Regions from separate parts of the Homo sapiens genome. Here region 1 is linked to region 2. Evidence: chromatin loops called from intact Hi-C (ENCODE). Cell type or tissue: CD4-positive, alpha-beta T cell. All regions are shown on one strand. Region 1 has its middle 47 kb from the start of GRID1. Region 2 overlaps GRID1 (glutamate ionotropic receptor delta type subunit 1).

The links. A loop is a pair of places that touch in the nucleus more often than their neighbours do. Peaks named below come from ENCODE experiments on the same cell type or tissue, not always from the same donor. Only the 100,000 strongest peaks of a DNase experiment are listed, where the experiment ranks them.
Region 1: a loop joins it to region 2, with 2.4 times the contacts of the local background. A loop is called at or near these places in 2 of 110 quality-filtered maps.

What each region holds. Positions count from the first base shown.
Region 1 is chr10:86,411,214-86,416,213 of GRCh38, forward strand. No RefSeq gene overlaps it. Among named protein-coding and RNA genes, the nearest start is that of GRID1, 47 kb to the left of the region's middle. RefSeq lists enhancers at 1,513-1,862, 2,863-2,912. In CD4-positive, alpha-beta T cell, no CTCF peak of the experiment used is centred here; DNase peaks (open chromatin) are centred at 448, 2,108 and 2,418; H3K4me3 peaks cover 1,191 bases; H3K27ac peaks cover 2,150 bases.
Region 2 is chr10:85,610,084-85,615,083 of GRCh38, forward strand. GRID1 (glutamate ionotropic receptor delta type subunit 1) reads right to left here. Exons shown (of 16, transcript NM_017551.3): 15 at 3,324-3,564. Among named protein-coding and RNA genes, the nearest start is that of GRID1-AS2, 31 kb to the right of the region's middle. In CD4-positive, alpha-beta T cell, a CTCF peak has its summit at 3,037; DNase peaks (open chromatin) are centred at 2,488 and 3,048.

The DNA.
Region 1 (5,000 bases), 800 kb after region 2:
AGCTCTTGTAAAACTTTCAGATAGTGGCTACCACTGTCCCTATAACAAACATAAACAGGTACTAAAACCAGGATGCTGAGTTCCACACCAGCGTGAGGAGTCCTCTGTGTTTCTAAGAACCAGGCTTCAGGAAATGCACGGGGATTGTGTGCAGTCTAAGAGACTAAAGCTGGGCTAAAAATATTTTATTGTCATTGTTAAGAAAGAGAAAAAAAAACCCTATCTTGGGTAACCCCAGGTTAGATAAATAAATCAGTCGCTTCTCTTGACACTTTCCCACTCCACCCGGCTTCTTCCTGGATTTCCCATTCCGGCTAAATCTTCATAAATCCAAAGCCTCCGTGCAAACGGAGGTGGAGCAAAACAGAAATAAATGTCAAAGACTGCACAGACAGCATGCATCAGCCTCTGACCCAGCAGATTATTTCAGGAAACACCCACAGTGCTCAGACAGGAAATTCTGTGCACTTCAGAGCTGTGAGCTCACAGATGCAGGGAGCATTGCTGTTACAGTCCAGACTAGAAGAATTGAGGTAAAGCATGGACTGGGCCCTTATCTGCTAGCTGTGATCCTTGGGAACTTGTAGGCCACAGTTCCCACAGCTGTAAAAGAGGAGTGACAATGAATGAGACAGGGCACATAAACCACCTAGTAGGTATTCAGTAGACATTGGCTCCCACTTGGAGCATGGTGCAACCCAGCCCTGCAGAAAGTTGGCCCTGTCCATCCACTTCATCAGCTGTCATGAAACCAGGCCTGGCCGGGCATCGTGGCTCACACCTGTAATCCCAACACTTTGGGAGACCAAAGCAGGAGGATCACTTGAGCCCAGGAGTTCAAGATCAGCCTGGGCAACATAGTGAGACCCCATCTCTACAAAAAGTAAAATGTTAGTCAGGCGTGGTGGTGCATGCGTGTAATTTCAGCTACTCAGGAGGCTGAGGTAGGAGGATTGCTTGAGCCCAGGGATGTTGAGGCTGCAGTGAGCTATGATCACACCACTGCACCCCAGCCTGGGTGACAGAGCAAGACTCTGTCTTAAAAAAAAAAAAAAAAGGAAATCAGGCCTTTGTGGGCTGTCTGCACCTGGCACTGTTCCTTGTAAAGAGGTTGGTTGTTCTTTTTTTTCCCCATGCCAAGCTGTATACACCTGTGGCTCACCCTTAGTACATTATATCACCGTACTCATCATTTGACCAGATAGAAGAAGATTTGATTAAAATGCCATCATGTTAATTTGCTGTGTATGAGACACCTACATGCTCCGCTATAAACAATTCATACACTTCCAGGCAGTGTCCAGAGTAAACCTGTTGTTTCTTTACAAACTTCACACTGCCTTGAAAATTAGGTAAGAGTTTGTCTGTTCACACATTATGAACTCTTGATGCATAGACCTGGAAACCCAAAATTGAAACATAAACTCTTCTGTAAGTATCTAAAAATTGAAGACAGTCCAGGCACGGTGGCTCACAAACTGTAATCCCAGCACTTTGGGAGGCAGAGGCAGGCAGATCACTTGAGGTCTGGAGTTCGAGACCAGCCTGACCAACATGGAGAAACCCCGTCTCTACTAGAAATACAAAAATTAGCCAGGCATAGTTGTGGGCACCTGTAATCCCAGCTACTCTACTCAAGAGGCTGAAACATGAGAATTGCTTGAACCCGGGAAGCAGAGGCTGCAGTGAACCAAGATCACACCACTGCACTCCAGCCTGGGCGACAAAGCCAGACTCCGTCTCTAAATAAATAAATAAATAATTGAAGACTGCCAGGCACATTCTAAGTGCTCAGTAAATGTTCACAATTAAAATTAAAAACATTCCTCAGAACATCATCCGGGGCTGGAGAGGTGTGATCAGGCAGTCGTTGGAACAGTAACAGGTGCTGAAGTAAGATGGTTTGCTTTACTCCATTTTAGTTTCTCTTGTGTATGGGTTCTCTGCGTCACTCTTACAACCCTAAAAATAAATGCTATATTTAATATTAGTCCACTTTAACTATTTCTGTCTGGACATGGTGGATTGTGCAGTAATTCATGCTTACCATTTCAGAAACTGTTCAGTGATCCAAAGGTTAAATGCAGGATGTGGTTTCTGCAGACTCTGGCATATATACAGCGCATGTTCAGTGCAGGCGAGCTATTTTTATGAAAGCTATGCTTAAATTTTCTCCTTGGATGACAGTAACATAAAACAGAAGAAGTTAGAGTAGCAATATGTGCTTATGTAATATTTGGTTTGTCTTGTTTTATTTTCCATGGGGTGCTATGTAAGTACAGTACTGACAACTATAGTACTGAAACCCTGCAAATTTACTTTTTATTATTTCAGTTTAGTTACCAAAAATTATGTGATGCATCACATGACCAATCATGCAAAAATTCGTGCTTAAGTGCCTCAGAAACTTCTCCATGGTCTAAAGGTTCAACTCAGGATGTGGTTTCCACCCCAAAGCCAGTCCCAGCTGCCACTCACTTTATTTTTTTCTTTTTTTTTTTTAAGAGTTGGGGTCTCCGCCGGGTGCAGTGGCTCACACCTGTAATCCCAGCATTTTGGGAGGCCGAGGTGGGCGGATCACCCAAGGTCAGGAGTTTGAGCCCAGCCTGGCCAACATGGTGAAACCCTGTTTCTACTAAAAATACAAAAATTAGCCGGGCATGGTGACGTGTGCCTGTAATCCCAGCTACTCGGGAGGCTGAGGCAGGAGAATCGCTTGATCCCAGGAGGCGGAGGTTGCAGTGAGCCAAGATGGCGCCATTGCACTCCAGCCTGGGCATCGCAGCGAGACCCCGTCTCAAAAAAAAAAAAAAAAGGAGCTGGGGTCTCGTTCTGTCACCCAGGCTGGAGTGCAGTGGCACAGTCATGGCTCACTGCAACCTCAACCTCCTGGGCTCGAGCAGTCCTCCTTCCTCAGCCTCCAAAGAAGTTGGGACTACAGGATCATGCCACCATGCCTGATTAAATCTTTTTTAAATTATTTTTTGAAGAGACAGGGTCTTGCTATCCTACCCAGGTTTGTCTCAAACTCTTAGCCTCAAGTGCTCCTCCTGCCTCAGCCACCCTAGCCTCTGGGATTTTAGACACAAGCCACTGTGCCTGGCCCCTCACTTTCCTTTTATGGCTTGAGTTTTATCTCTATCGAAGTAATAAGTGTGCTTATCTTTAAAAATCAAACGTTTTACAGTGAAAATGCTTACAATTAAAAATAATGGTCCCCTAGCTCTGCAGTTCCCCATTGAGCTCTGTTCCTGGGAAGCACCCACTTCCAGCCCTGGCACCTGCTTTTTTTCTGCCAGTTGATTTAACTCCATATTTTTATTTTATTATTATCATTATTTTTATTTTATTTTATTTTATTTTTGAGTCGGAGTCTCGCTCTGTTGCCCAGGCTGGAGTGCATTGGTGTGATCTCAGCTTACTGCAACCTCTGCCTCTCTTCAAGCAATTCTCCTGCCTCAGCCACCTGAGTAGCTGGGATTACAGGCGCCCGCCACCACAGCTGGCTAATTTTTGTATTTTTAGTAGAGACGGGGTTTCACCATGTTGGTCAGGCTGCTCTCGAACTCCTGATCTTGTGATCCACCTGCCTTGGCCTCCCAAAGTGCTAGGATTACAGTCATGAGCCACCGCGCCCGGCCTTAACTCCATTTTTTTTTTTTCAAGTTGGAGTCTCGCTCTGTTGCCCAGGCTGGAGTGCAGTGGCACAATCTCGGCTCACTGCAAGCTCCACCTCCCGGGTTCACGCCATTCTCCTGCCTCAGCCTCCAGAGTAGCTGGGACTACAGGTGCCCGCCACCACGCCCGGCTAATTTTTTGTATTTTTAGTAGAGACGGGGTTTCACCGTGTTAGCCAGGATGGTCTCGATCTCCTGACCTCGTGATCCTCCTGCCTCGGCCTCCTAAAGTGCTGGAATTACAGGTGTGAGCCACCAGCCCGGCCAACTCCATATTTTTAAACAATATGCTTATACTGCTCTTTCTTGACTTTTCCATTGACTGTCTGCCCTAGAAGACTGGAATTTTCCTCTCCTGTGCTGCACACATATCTCCCCAATAAAGCTCTATCACAAGTTTCGGTGAGATCAATACTCAGTATTCAACATTCATGATTACAGCTGTGTAAATATTACCCAGTGAGCCATTTATACTATACTATGATTGCATTTATTTTCTCATGAAACTTTATTTCCTCTAGGTTAATAATTTGCTTATTTTTCTAAGTATTTATCTTCCCTTCATCACAAGGTGCCAATTGACTCAAGAATTGATTCCTAGAACACTCAAACCCGTGAGGTCCATTCTCTTAATATATTTTTCTTTACTATGTCTCTCCTGAAATTCTCCTGCTTCTAATGTCTCTCTTGGAACTTTAAGTGGTTTCATCCTTGCTATGAGGAATCAGAATTTATTTTAGCAATTGGTTGAGATAAAAATAAAAAGTTATTTTGAGATAGTTTCAGTAGGACACTGAGTATTCAAACATGAATAAAACCAACTTCCTGCCCTCAACAAACTTTATCTGAACAGGAAAAACCATGAAACAGAAAAATTCGGGAATGCGTACACAGAGGCTACAGGAGTGGCCACCCAGGAAGGACAGCATGGGGTCTCGGAACCCCCAGCTGCTGTGGGAATCAAGCAGACCTGGTTTCAAATTCTGATCCTGCCTGCATGTGACCTCAGGTGGCTAACCCAGACTCACGACACGGGATTTATTTCTCTGTAAAATGCAGATACCACCCACCCATCCTCCTAGGATGCTGGAGAAATTATGTCAGAAGAGTTACGTGAAAGCACTCAGCACACGCCAGACCCTTGACATGGTCATGCCCTCCCAATCTCAACAGTTGAGTCCAGGAAAAAACTCCTCAAATAAAACCCCAAAAGCCACATACCTTAGGATTTGTGCTGATTTTTCATTTCATATTGCAATTGTCCTCCCCAAAATCACCTTAAATTTTTTTTTAAGCACTTTCTTTCTGTTGGTATCAATAGCA
Region 2 (5,000 bases):
AGGTTTCTGGCTCTTAAGAAATATGGCCAATGCCTCAAAATGAAACATTCAAAGATTAACCAGACACTCTCACCTAATTGCAAATGCTGCCCCATAAAACACAGGCAACCAGTAGCACAAAGTAGTTCCGGATTAAATACCATCATTATTTTTTGAAGGTTTTAAGAATATGCTTCTAAAAGACTGTCGTTTTGAGCCGTTTCCTGCCTATTCCCTGCATGATAAAGTCAAAACCTCTCAGTCTGGCATTTAAGTCCTTCGGAGCAGGCCCCGTATCCTTCCCCAGCCTCCCCTGCCAGCATCTCCTTCCTCACGTTGACACTTCAGCCCTTGAGCTCCAGGAGGTATGATGACTTTGTTCACCTCCAGCTGTTCACCCTGCCCAAAATGCAACTTCCTATCTCATCTTTAGTACCAGGGTTTGTATCAATGCTTCAAAGCTCAGTTCTAACAGCTCTGAGCCCCAAGTAGTCTTCAATAACCAGCACCCCTAACCCCTCTGACCCCACCATGCCCTGGCTGGGCTGGATGTCCTCGGTGCTTTTGTGATACCTGCTGATCACTGCAGTACAGCCTGCTCAATGAGTGGAGACTGCTGGGCCCAGCTCTCTGCCACATCTGTGCATGAGGAAGTAAGCTCCCTGAAGGCAGGGGCCAGGTCTCTATAGGCAGGCTTATTAAAGGAAGAAAGGGAGAGAGGGAAGAAGGAAGGGAGACATTGCATTTGAAATTTGGAAACCCATAAAAATATGAAAAAGATGGAACATTTCCATGCAACCCTTCTTAGCAACACCAGAAGGGGTTGGAGGACAGGCAGCTGCTGTGCTTTTCCAACCTGCCTCTCTCCATGTGTCCTCATTCCTATCTGGAAGCAGGTTGGCAACAGGGGCAGGAAGTCCCACATTCTGGAAGCAGGGCTAATGTATTCATCATTTCATAACTGAGATCCTGGACTTATGCAGAAGCCAGAATAAAAGGTAGGATGTTTTACCGGCAAGAAAGGAGCTGTTCCTCACAGCTAGGTTATCCCTTGGTCTCCTGGTCTCTCCATTTTTTTCTCTTTTCTTTTCTGTCTTCCTATCTATGTCTCTTTAACAATCACCAGTCTCTCTCTCTCTTTCTCTGTCTCTCTCACACACATAGACCACAACAATTAACTGTGGGTGGTCCAGGCTGAAATTGTCCAAACCGTCACTAAACTAGGCATTGTGAAGGGACAAAGCTAAAAGCAGACAATGACTTCCCATCCAAAGGACAAGCTCTCCCTGCATGTGGCTCACAGATGATAGGCTAGAGGCTGGGGCTGAGCCTGAACCTGTGTCTCCAGGCCCCCACCCTTGCCCACAGCTGCCCAGGAAGACAAATTCCTGACAGTGCAATTTTCATCCACCTGGAGACCCTCCCCTGCTCCGCTGACACAAGGGGCCTTTGCACAGAGGAAACCAGGTTGAAGACTTAGGGAAAACAAGCAAAATCCAAAACAAACAACACGGAGCGGGTGCAACGTGTGCCAATTTGGGGGCCTGGTCTTTCCCATCCTTCTCATCCTTCTTGGTTCTACTGGGGGTGGCTTTGGGGCCACCCCATCACAGCTGCCTACTGATGCTTCTGTGCATAGAGACCTGGGTGGTAACAAGCAGGTGAAGGGTGCACACTGGTCATGGCGTGGAGGGGCTGACATGATGAGGAGAGGTCAGATATGTGTAGCCCTTCCTTACAACTGCTAGTCAGAATAATTCACTGTCCCTCCCACTGACTTCTTTATACAAAATTTTCCAGTAGCCAAAGAAGCTTGGGACAGAACCATCAACTATTCCTTTCAGGGCCTTTTCCTCAAAGGTCTGTCTTCCTTCCCTTCTGAGCTCCAGGGGTGATAGGACAGCCACTGAGGCTGCAGCTGGCCCCAGCTTCACATTCCCTTACATGGAGATACACAGAAGGCCAGAGAGGAAGACAGATATCCCCGAACATTGCAGATGTACTGAGTTAAGCAGTGTCCTTCCAGGGAAGAGACAGCATAAGGACAGAGAGCTCACTACCTGGTATAATGCAGAGTCCTGTAAGGAGCGAGGGACGCCCACCCCTGTCCTCACCCCTGACCTGCCAGGAATGCCCTTATGGACCAATGAATGGAGGGTGCGATGTGGCCAGACACCCAGGCCACACACATGGTGGACCCAGCCTTGCTGTCCAGAGGTGCCAAATCCCTTCCCCAAATCAGTCTGAGAAGAGCCCGCCGGCTCTTACCTCCTCCTGGCTGTTTTTCTTTCCTGTCCCAGTTTATTTTTTGTGCCCCTTGGACCTTCTACCTCTGAAACCATTTAATGAACTGCCCTGTACTATCTGAGCCTCCAGTAAAAACAAAAACAGACAAAAAACAAAACAAAACAGAAGTGCTTTTGGGTTTGATGCAGGTTGCTTTACCACTTCCTGTTTGAGGTTTATATCCATCTGCACCCACAGAGTCTCTAAGCAGAGCTGTGGTTCTAGACATAGCTGAGGTCTATGTGGCAGAGAGTGACAGCCCCACGGATGGTGTGGCTGGGCATGTGGAGTTTCTGCTGGCAAAGCATCACCACCAAATGACACTACTTTCCACCCTTCCGTAGGGCAAAGGTCTCCGGGGGACCTTGGTGAAGGCTTTATTTCAGAAAAAAAAAAAAATTTAAAAAAGAGCTTGCAGAACACAAACCCAGTAAGAAGGAAGTGTGGAGGGGCAGAATCAGTTTGCAGTTGGCACACATGGGGAGAAATGTGTGCCCAGAACCCGGAGTGTGGACAGAGCTAGTGTCCCCCAGGCTGGGTGCACCCAGGAGGGACAGGGGCAAGGCTGGGCCCTGCAAGCAGGAGGAATATAGGGAGAAAGGAGTGCTGGGAGGGACAGGGATCCCCTGATGCGCTGGGAGAGCAGCGCCCTGTGTCCCTTGGTGAGAAGTAAAAGAGAATCAGGAAGGAATGGGCTCCTCTCTTACCCTACAGGTGGTCTCTCCAGGTCAGGGTGGAGGCACATGGGCGGGGCAGGGTAGGGAAGGGCTCTCTGGCGCTGCCCACGCTGTACCTGCTCTATAGATAAATACAGGACTTTAGTGGCTAAGGCTGGTACTGCAGCACTTTGTTCAAGCATGAAAACATCCCCTACATTTCTTCTCTAGTTTTAAAAACAAAATAAAACAATAACAAAATCCCCCAATATAAAACACTGCTGCCTCCAGACAAGATGACTCAGGTAAATACTAACTAGAAACAACCTGCCCTCCCAATGGCCCAGTGTGACACTCCTGCCTCTAGGCTGTGAAAGGGAGGGCAGGCCCCAGGGTGCTGACCTCCTTGGGGGTCTCCTGGTGGCACCGGTTGCTGTTCCACCACAACTCCAGGGCAGCCACCAGGCAGGCCAGGAGCAGGCCAATGGCCAGGATGCAGAAGACCCCGGCGAAGCTGTGCAGCTTGAGGGATTTGCCGTCGGCCTGGGCGCTGGCATGGCTGGTGAGGTCACAGCGGCCCATGTGCGGCCACCACTTCTGCTTCAGCACATCCAGGTCCCCTGTGTCCTGCAGCTCCAGGATCCTGTAAGACACAATCAAGGTGAGCTATAGCCACTGACGTCATCAACTCAGCCACCGGGGCCCTGGCCCCTGCCCCACCATGCTGGCCCCACCACAGACAACATTGAGCCATCCTAGCAGCTTTCTGCCTTAGCTCTTCTCTTCCCAGTCTACTCTCCACACTGCAGGTAAAGTGTTATTCCCAAAACGCACATTAGGTTTTGTCACTCCCCTCCCCAACAGCCCCTCTGCCCTCTCCCACCCTATTCCACTGCCCAAGGATAAAGTCTAACAGCAAATCACATAAGGCCCATTACATGGATTCTGTGGCAAGAGCTCAAGATAAAACTAGGAAATAGACATGAAAGAGGCAAACATTTAGGTTGTGGATTTAGGATATTCCTGATCATGAAAATGCTTTCTTTTGAGCTTTCATTACTATATCCTAAGTCTCTCCCACTGGGATTCACCAAATTATTCTTACAGTCATTTGATTTGAGGATCTTCTGTGCTTTGCCTAGTATGATGTTCAGCACTACTAAGCTTATGGTCTAGAGATACAATCACTGACCCTAAAAAAATTAGCTCAATCAAAGTGCAGGCAGAGCTGTGATTTAAAAAAATGAATCAAAGTAGAGGTTCCAGGAAACACCACATGGTGAGTGCTGTCCACTGGAGGACTAGAGAAACCCTCACTAAGGAGCTAACATGTAAGGGGAAGCTTGAAGGATGACTAATTATAAAACAGCTCACATGGGTCTAGCATGTTCTAGTGCCAAGGAGTATCCTCCATGCTTGGCAAATAGTGTTGAATCCTCATTTGCATGCCAGTCCTTTGAGATGGTTATTCCTATTTTCCCATTTTACAGAGAAGGAAATCAAGGCACAGAGAGGTGAAATGTCTTGCCAAAAGTCATTATGAGGCTGCCAGGGTTGGCTTTCAACTTGGGGGAGGAAGAAACTTCCTAAGACTAAAACCCCATGTGAAAGTCATGTCTGGGGTAGCACTTAGCACATTTAAGAAGCAGAAAAATGGCCAGTGAGACTATTGGGTGATATGGGAGCAGGCATTAGGTGAGGACAGGGAAGAAGGCAGAGCCCAGAACACAGGCTCTGAGGGGGCATGAGAGGCAGTTTCGATTTCATCATGTGTGCAATGGTGGGACAACCCATGCTGCTTCTATACTCCCCATTGTGGTTTTCTTTGGTTGTGGTATTTTGTCTGTAACCCAGAAGTCTTAACAGAGAGCCAGTGGTAGCTGGTAGTACCCAGACCCCAAACACCCAAGCTTTCATTGGGGAGTGGAGCTCTTTAAGCCTGATCCATGGTGATATTTTCGACTGATATCATCAGTAGAGGTCCCTCTGAGTTCTCTGGGTATGTGTCGTTAGAGAGCAACAGTTGTTTATAGCCAGGAAAAATTCACTGCCCACTGGACAGTTGTGTGATCTCTACCC